Regions from separate parts of the Homo sapiens genome. Here region 1 is linked to region 2. A link is a loop called in an ENCODE intact Hi-C map of the cell type or tissue named here. Cell type or tissue: CD4-positive, alpha-beta T cell. All regions are shown on one strand. Links, peaks and the distances in the headings refer to the core of each region. The heading gives the core; the rest is flanking DNA.

The links. Hi-C counts contacts between places; a loop is a spot of excess contacts. Peaks named below come from ENCODE experiments on the same cell type or tissue, not always from the same donor. Only the 100,000 strongest peaks of a DNase experiment are listed, where the experiment ranks them.
Region 1: it touches region 2 in a loop (4-fold over the local background); 2 of 110 quality-filtered maps call a loop at or near these places.

The regions. Positions count from the first base shown.
Region 1 is chr10:50,883,132-50,887,537 of GRCh38, forward strand. A1CF (APOBEC1 complementation factor) reads right to left here and starts at 2,496. Exons shown (of 13, transcript NM_014576.4): 1 at 2,450-2,496. In CD4-positive, alpha-beta T cell, for the core only: no CTCF peak of the experiment used is centred there; no DNase peak of the experiment used is centred there.
Region 2 is chr10:50,822,916-50,827,321 of GRCh38, forward strand. All of the region lies in intron 7 of A1CF (APOBEC1 complementation factor), which reads right to left. Among named protein-coding and RNA genes, the nearest start is that of A1CF, 61 kb to the right of the region's middle. In CD4-positive, alpha-beta T cell, for the core only: no CTCF peak of the experiment used is centred there; no DNase peak of the experiment used is centred there.

The sequences.
Region 1 (4,406 bases), core at 184-4,183, 60 kb after region 2:
TTTATTAGTATTGTTTTGAAAAACAAGGCCTAATAGGTATACTTGGGCAATTTTAGAAAATTTTTCTGGAGGTTGTTACAAATAGGAAAATGAAAAGGGAAGTGGGGTTTTTGCTGAATTCTTAAGTACCGGGGACCACATTTCTCTCCTTTGCTTTATCATCTAATTTAAACTTCACAAAATACTATGGGTCAGATCTTACCCCCATTTCACATTTGAGGAATCTGAGATTCAGTGGAGTCAAACAATATGCCCAAGGTCACAAACCTAGGGAGTTTTACAATAGGCGTTTCCACTTAGCTGTGTCGAGGCACAAAGCCTAGTGTTCTTTCCGTAATTAATTTTAAAAGTTTCTCAGATAGGCATAGTCCTATTTGGTGGAAGACTAGACTCTAAAGTCCTTTAGATTTTTCAACTGTGATTATTTCAATGGATTCTGATTGTTCTGAATGCTGGACATGGGCTATAAAAGCGATTTGGTCTTTCTTGTTCTGTATTCTGAGAAATGCCAATTTTGAGAGATATTGATAGATGTTCCTGAAAGAAGATGTTCTGTTGTAAATTAAGCCCAGGAAACAAAACGTTGCCTACTCTCTTAGATAGTTGTGATAAATGACAATATTTGCATGTGTCATGAGTCCCCAGTGCTCGAGCGTATGATATAATGGTTACGTGCTTGGGCTCTGGATCAGACTACCAGACAAAGGAGCCTGGCTCTGCCACTTGCTAACTGAGTAGCTGAGCCTGTTAGGTAATTTGTCTGTGCCTCCATTTTCCCATTTATAAACTGTTATAATAGTATCACACCATAGAGTTGTTCCAAGAATAACATGAGATAATGCATGGAGAGAACTTAGAAGTAGACCCGATAATATAGTGCTTCACAGATGCTTGTTATCATTATTACTCAAAACACTCATGTGGTAACAAAACCTGCTATAACTTTTCTAACACTGTTTCCTCAACTTACTTGACAATGGAGTTGCTTTTCTTTTGAGCCACATTTATTAACATCCACTGAATATAGTGTAGGAAATGTTGATATTTGAAATGACATAAAACCACCTTGGCATTAGTGCAGTAGAAAATAAGAACAAAGTATTTATAGTGTTTTAATATCCATTATGTCATTTTATAATGTTTGCCCACAACAATATTTCTTTTCCTTGCCAGCTGTCTTCTTTTTTCCCTTGAAATCGATAAATAGTAAAATAGAACAGTAAAATGTTAAGAGTTGTCTGAAATGGGCAGAGTCAATGTTATTCCAGAAAGTATGAACCTTATAAGTCATTTGTCTCTTTCTCTGTATTTAGCAGGGCAAAACCTTACTGCTTTGACAAATAAGTGATATCACTGTCATTTCCAGACCTGTGCTCCCATTGCATGCTCCATAGCACACGTTATAAAGAAAATTTCAGAGCAGACCAACACATTTTTTGATGCTCCTAAACTATAACTAGAGCTGAATTTGCCAAAATACGATCTATAAAACACTAATCCTGCACAATGTGCAAATAATGCTGTGTTCTTCATCTTCTTGGAGATATACAATACATATCTGAAAAGTCCTATAGTAAATAAAATTGTTTAGTTTGGAATCCTTTCTTCTTGGAATTTACATAGGTAATCATGACAAAAAGTCAGAGAGTTTAGGGGGTTTCTGGTAAAAATGGGATATTTTTGGTAAATGTCCAGATTGATTTCTTTCTTTAGCTAAAATACCATTATAATGTTTTTGGAGTACACAAAAAAAATATGTGAAAATATATCCACCTCAGCACAGTTGCCCAAATTGTGGAAACAATATAATAATTAGCCATTCCAAGGTTCAGATTTAACACACTGAAAACCAGTCATTTTCCATAATATTTTTTTGGTCAGAATCAAAAGTGAATAGTTTAAACATTCCTTTGGTTAGCAAGATAATGGCAGGCGGAATCGCAAGAGTTGTACCAAGACTTTCTTTTTTATGGTGGTAGTAGCTCTGGAGATAATTGAATATATGAAGTCTAAAGTATGATAGGAATTATGACCCACACACAGAACTCAAAATCTGCTGGTGATGTTAATACTATTTCTTTTGTTAATTATATTTTTGTTTCTCAGGGTCCTAGGATTGGGACAGGCACTCAACCACAACTCTCCCTGCTGTCTGGTTAGAGCTAAATAAACTTCTCACAACATTGGCTCCACTCTTGAACCCTCCGTGGTAAGTCTACAGAAATTTATTAAATCCTGGCAGCTATCTCATTTAGAGATTATATAATAATTCCAATATATTCTTTTGTTTTCTGGTTGTTTCATTAGTCTAAAAACAAGCTAGATAATTCTTTGAATTAGGCTCGATAACAGAAGAGGGTAAAAGCTGTTTTCACTGCATTCCCACTGATACCACAATACACAGTTTCACAGAGTTGAAATAGAAAAAAGCAAAACACATGGATCATACCTGAGTAATTTCAGAGATCCCCACCCGGAAAAGGTTTCCTTGATTATGGCGAATTCAACGTGTCACTCGGGTTATGCTCTAATCGTCATATCAAACTCCAAAGGTTCAGTGGCTTTAGGTTTGGTTTACAATTCCTGGGAGTTAAACTTTAACTCACCCTGTCTCTTGCATCCATGCAGCCCTTTGACCAGATAATTGGGTCACTACAGCCCAGATATAATCTACTAAAACTATCTTTGTTATTTGTTTATAAAATTAAAATAAATGTTGTAAAAATGTTGGGGTAAATATTATTTTGAAGATATTTTATTGGCTTATACGATATATTTAAAAAGTAAAAACTCACTGCAATTGGATACCTAAGCTTTCCTTTATGTTACTTCCTTTGTTTTTTACTATGTCAAAGTGATATTATAGCTAAGGTAATTTAGGAGAATATTTCTTTGTTTTACACTTTTTATATCACTATATTACATGGAGTAAAGTGTGGAGTTTTAGGTCAAGTACGTAGATAAATGCTGGCTTACAAACAGAAAATACACAAAGCATTTATATAACAAAGTAGATAGATTTAGGCCAGATCAGGTTGGGGAAAGCATACTTCTTTGTATACAAGCTGCTCATTTAGATTTTAAGAGGAGGCCACTGTGTGAGAAGCACAATAATCAGCTACATACTGGGGTTATATGATAGCTGATGCTATTGTTCATTGCCTGAAATCTCAGTGGTAACTGAGTTTCTTGAAAAATAGAGAAATGGTGCTTTCAGAAATACAAACATTATACTCTGAGTTCTCTGGTAAGAGCTGTAGTCTACAGAAGAAATCCCTAAGGGTAATAAAGCCCACATTTAAAAAAGGAAGAAGAACCAAAACCTTCCTAATTTTGAGTAAATTTTGGTTTAAGAGCTTGGAAACCACACATTCCAAAACTAGAATTAGAGGATACCCCTACTTGCCTTTAGTTCTAGTAAAAGGAGTCTAATTTTCTAGGAACCAACTATTAAGAGAGCATTTTTGTCTATAGAAAAGCACAAAACAAGCAATCCTTCTATAATATAGACGCAAAGGAAGATCCATCAATTAAGCACATCTATGAATATGTAAGAGAAGAGATAAAAGATACTGTTGGAATGCTAGTTCTGCTTACAGTTTTTAGTTCTCAAACATGGAATTATTTCAGTTCTCAAACATGAAATGATTTACCATTTTCCCATAGCAATGGATGATAGAGTTTAACAAAAACACCCCAGGAACAATTGTTTTACCCCAGAATTGCTCCCCTGATGTTAGACCTAGAGAAAGCATTTATGCCCCACCCAGCTAGATAGCTGAATGAGGGACACATCCCTCTACTTCCTTCTTGGGAAGGGATTCCCTCACAAAGTAGCCCTGATGGTTTCCTAGTGAAAGCTCAGTCTGGGGTTGCATGGTTCCCAATTGAGTGGGGAATTCTTTGAGTTTGCCCAGTCCAATAAAGAACTGTTGATGTTGTAAGATGGACAGTTTTGAGAGGGTTTCTTTTATTGTTTTTTGTGATAGGGGCTTAGATGGTGATAAGTGGAGATGAAGAAAGGAAAGCTAGGATTTTTAGGCATCTGATGGAAACACCAAAACACAACAGGTAAAAGGAACGATATTAACTAGAGTCTCAGTCCATTCAGGTTACTATAATAAAATACCATACAAGGCTGGGTGTGGTGGCTCATGCCTGTAATCCCAGCACTTTGGGAGGCTGAGGCAGGTGGATCACAAGGTAAGGAGATTGAGACCATCCTGTCCAACATGGCGAAACCCCATCCCTACTAAAATACAAAAAAATTAGCTGGGCATGGTGGTGCACACCTGTGGTCTCAGCTACTTGGGAGGCGGAGGCAGGGGAATCACTTGAACCCGGGAGGTGGAGTTCGCAGTGAGCCAAGATCATGCCACTGCACTCCAGCCTGGGCAACAGAGTGA
Region 2 (4,406 bases), core at 76-4,075:
CCTCTTCAGAGACTTCTTGGTATCATCTTCACCTGGTTCCTGCCTACTGCCTTGGACACAGGAGCTACTCTATAAATACACATGGAATAAGGGAATATTATCAGTTAATTCACATCCCAACTTCTGTCATTTACACCAGTTAGTGGCATTTGAGATGATAATGAATTTAGATTTTCTGAAATTCTGTTTGCAGATATCTGAAATTATCTTACACTGTTGGACGATAACTTCCAGATGCATCTGGTTTTGGAAAATTTGATATTTAAAAACTTAGCCTCATAAAACAGACAAGTTAAAAAGTTAGAGTCTGTGTCATAAAAGTTGGTTTTCTCTACAATAGTATTCACCACATGGCTTATTTTATTATGTTTCTTCTTTAGTGCATAGGAGTTTGTTTAATAATTGATCCTCATTTGGCAGAGGGTGAGTCCATAGAATATGAGTGATCATTATTACTCAATCATCCATTAGCAAAGAAGAAAAAGATCCTCTGAAATCATGATGCAAGGAATTGGAAAATTATTGCTGTGTTTCTTATCAACTTGTCAGCAACACATAAACCTGAGGAGAAACACACCTGCATGCCAAAGGGAAGGTTATCAGAGGGTCATGGTTCCCGAAGTGTGGTGCCCTGACCAGCAGAATCCACTTTGCCTGGAAACTTAATAGAAATGGAAATGCTTGAACCCACCCATGATGGGCCAAGCAATCAGTGATTTAACATGCCCTTCAGGTGATTCTAATACTGCTAAACTCTTGTAGGAAGATCAGATTTTGTAGAATGACTATAATTGGAAATTCAGCAGATACCCTTAGGCTACAGTGGGGAAGAACAAACCATCTTCAGGTCTCAATTTTTGTTCTAATTATCTTTTGTGTCTCTCAGTGGCAATATAATATTATTCAAGTTCATCATGGTTAAACTGATACGTGGTCAAATATTTTGAGGTAATATGTAGGTTCCTCTGAGGGACCTAAACTTTAAATGGAATTTTTAGAGTCATTTTTCTGTTTGTTTCCAGAAATTTTTCTAGATAAGTATAGCCTTGGCACAGTACATACTTTCCAAGATAAACTAGTTAGCTCTGACTTTTCCCTCTTAATGCAGCAGATGTCTGCTAGTTGTTCACGTTCTGAAATTCATATTTTTTTTTGCAGAGGGCCACGAAGAACAAGCCATACATCATTATATAGCCCTGAGAGTTGTGCCACCAGCTGCAGACTGTGCCCTGAAATCGCTGGACACACTTTAGTCCCAAGAAGAAAGAGAAAGTGAGAGAGTGAGCAAGAGAGAGATATGTGATGTTCATTATTTTCATGATAATTAGTAGGATCCGGGCACACATGTCTCTTTAATATATGCCAATACGCAGACTGGGAAAGCTGATAATCAGGGACTAGGAAAGGAAGCAGCCTTTTAGTAGTTTCTCATTCTAGCCCTTGGCAAAAAAAGGTGCTGTTTTAATTAGATAAAAATAAGAAGTATTATTCACTCTGGGAAGGTAGAAAGTCAACATGGAATGAGGGGAGAATAGTGGGCAATATTTATACACACATAATGTTCCTATGCCTACAACTGCATCAACATTCAGATCTCAGCTTAGATGTCGCTTCAAAACACAAGTCTTCTCTGCACTCCAAGAGTAGTCTGTCAAAGCTGTATTTTTCTGGAATTTCTTAAACTTTTTCCATGCACACATCATACTTGTTTGTTCCTTCCACAGTGCCTGGCATGTAGGAGCTACTGAAGGAAAGACAGTTGAATGAATGAGTGAGTGAATGGAATAAGGAGGCGGCATGAGAGTATTAAAGTTTTTAAGAACATGCCCTTTACCAGACCTGAGTTCAAATCCAGGATCTGCGACCTGCTAGCTGTGTGAACCTGGGCAAACTACTTAACTACTCTGGGTCCTGTTTTTCTTATCTAGAAAGTAATGGAATGAATAAAGCAACCTGTATTATAGGGTTGTGATGAATAAATGACACATGCTGTGAAAGTGCCCACTGCAATGCTTGGCACACAGTAAGGTGGTCCATCATTTGCAGATTCTAGCTTAGTCATGGATTCACAGCTGTTGGTGTGGAGCCACACCCTCACACTAATATTTCAGGGAAGGCAGAGTCCCTGAGGCTGGAGAAAGATCTTTGGTGAATCTTTCAAAATGGAGCAGTGACATCCTTCCTGAATGTCCTTCAGAGCAAATCATCAGCTTATCATTCTGTTCTATCTGAAGTAGCACCCAGAGTTGGAAACAGACGATGTGAGTATGTGCAAGTGAATATTCTTAGGCAGCTTTAACATGACAGCACCATGGCCCACCCTTATTAACAACCTAGATAATTTGCCAGGAGACTGGGAAATTCTCAGTTATGAAAGGATATTACTACTATGATAACCCTAAGCCACTACTGCCCAGAGTGTGTTTAAAGACACAGTAATCCCACAAAATGATATGGCAAAAAAGAGCAGTCATGTTTCAGAAACTTGAAAAATGAAGATTTCTGCATCGCTTCTTGGAGAATTTCAAAGCATGTTAGAAGGCAAAAGACTTTGATAAGTTCCATAATGAAGAAATTCATTTAATTTTGCAGAATCTGGTGTTTACAAGCTTATTTGACCATGGAGCCCTTTTATCAGCAACATCCACCAAAAGATTGTAGAATTAATGTTCTGAACTGTTTTTGGGAAATGGTAATTTGGATATTGTTTCCTGAAATGCTCTACCTCTCTCAGTGTTGTAGCTCCTATATGGAGAAGAAAGAGATGGGGAGTCAATCTGATGGCTTAGAATTGATACTGAAAAGTATTGACAAGATGAGTAGCAACTAACTATCCCCTTCCACCTTCCCTCTATTCCTTTCCCTTCCTCTTCACTCAAATCAGTTTCCTAGGATTGTCACCTTTTTACTTATGTCACAAGTGTATTCCATTAGGCCAGTGGTTCTCAACTGGGGGCAATTTTGCCCACCCGTAGAGTATATTTTGCAATGTCTGAAGGCATTTTTCGTTGTCACATCTTGGAGGTTGCTACTGGTATCTAACAGAGACAGGCCTGGGATGCTGCTAAACATCCTACAATCCACTGGACAGACCCCCACAGCCAAGAATGATCTGTTCCAAAATATCAATAGTGGTGAGGCTGAGAAACCCTGCATCAGACCTATGGTTATGGCATGCATTCTTCATTACAGTAAATATTTATTGAGCAATCATTGTACCCCAGGCCCAGAGATTAAATGTCTGAAGATGGAGGAAACAATAAGAGGGGAAAAACTCATGAAATTTATAGTTTAGTGAAGAAAATAGATATTCATTAAATAATCACATAGATAAGTATGCAATTATAATATTGATAAATGTTGTAGGACCACATGGCTTGATTTTCTAATCCAAAGTTAGGAACATAGTTTGAGAGGTCTGCATGGAATTATGAGATGAACTAAATAAAAGCATTTCTATTTAAAGTTATGGGAAGTCATCTCAAGCATAGGTGCTTTTAAAGAATGTTTTGATCTCTCGGCAGAAACTCGACAAGCCAGGAGAGAGTGGGGGCCAATATTCAACATTCTTAAAGAAAATAATTTTCAACCCAGAATTTCATATCCAGCCAAACTAAGCTTCATAAGCAAAGGAGAAATAAAATACTTTACAGACAAGCAAATTCTGAGAGATTTTGTCACTACCAGGCCTGCCCTACAAGAACTCCTGAAGGAAGCGCTAAACATGGAAAGGAATAACCAGTACCAGCGACTGCAAAAACATGCCAAATTGTAAAGACCATCCAGGCTAGGAAGAAACTGCATCAACTAATGAGCAAAATAACCAGCTAACATCATAATGACAGGATCAAATTTACACATAACAATATTAACCTTAAAAGGTAAGTGGGCTAAATGCTCCAATTAAAAGACACAGACTGGCAAATTGGATAAAGAGTCAAGACTCATCAGTGCGCTGTATTCAGGAAACCCATCTCACATGCAGAGACACACATAGGCTCAAAGTAAATGGATGGAGGAAGATCTACCAAGCAAATGGAAAACAAAAAAAGGCAGGGGTTGCAATCCTAGTCTCTGATAAAAGAGACTTTAAACCAACAAAGATCAAAAGAGACAAAGAAGGCCATTACATAATGGTAAAGGAATCAATTCAACAAGACGAGCTAACTATCCTAAATATATATGCACCCAATACAGGAGTACCCAGAGTCATAAAGCAAGTCCTTAGAGACCTACAAAGAGACTTAGACTCCCACACAATAATAATGGGAGACTTTAACACCCCACTGTCAACATTAGACAGATCAACGAGACAGAAAGTTAACAAGGATATTCAGGAATTGAACTCAGCTCTGCACCAAGCGGACCTAATAGACATCTACAGAATTCTCCACCCCAAATCAACA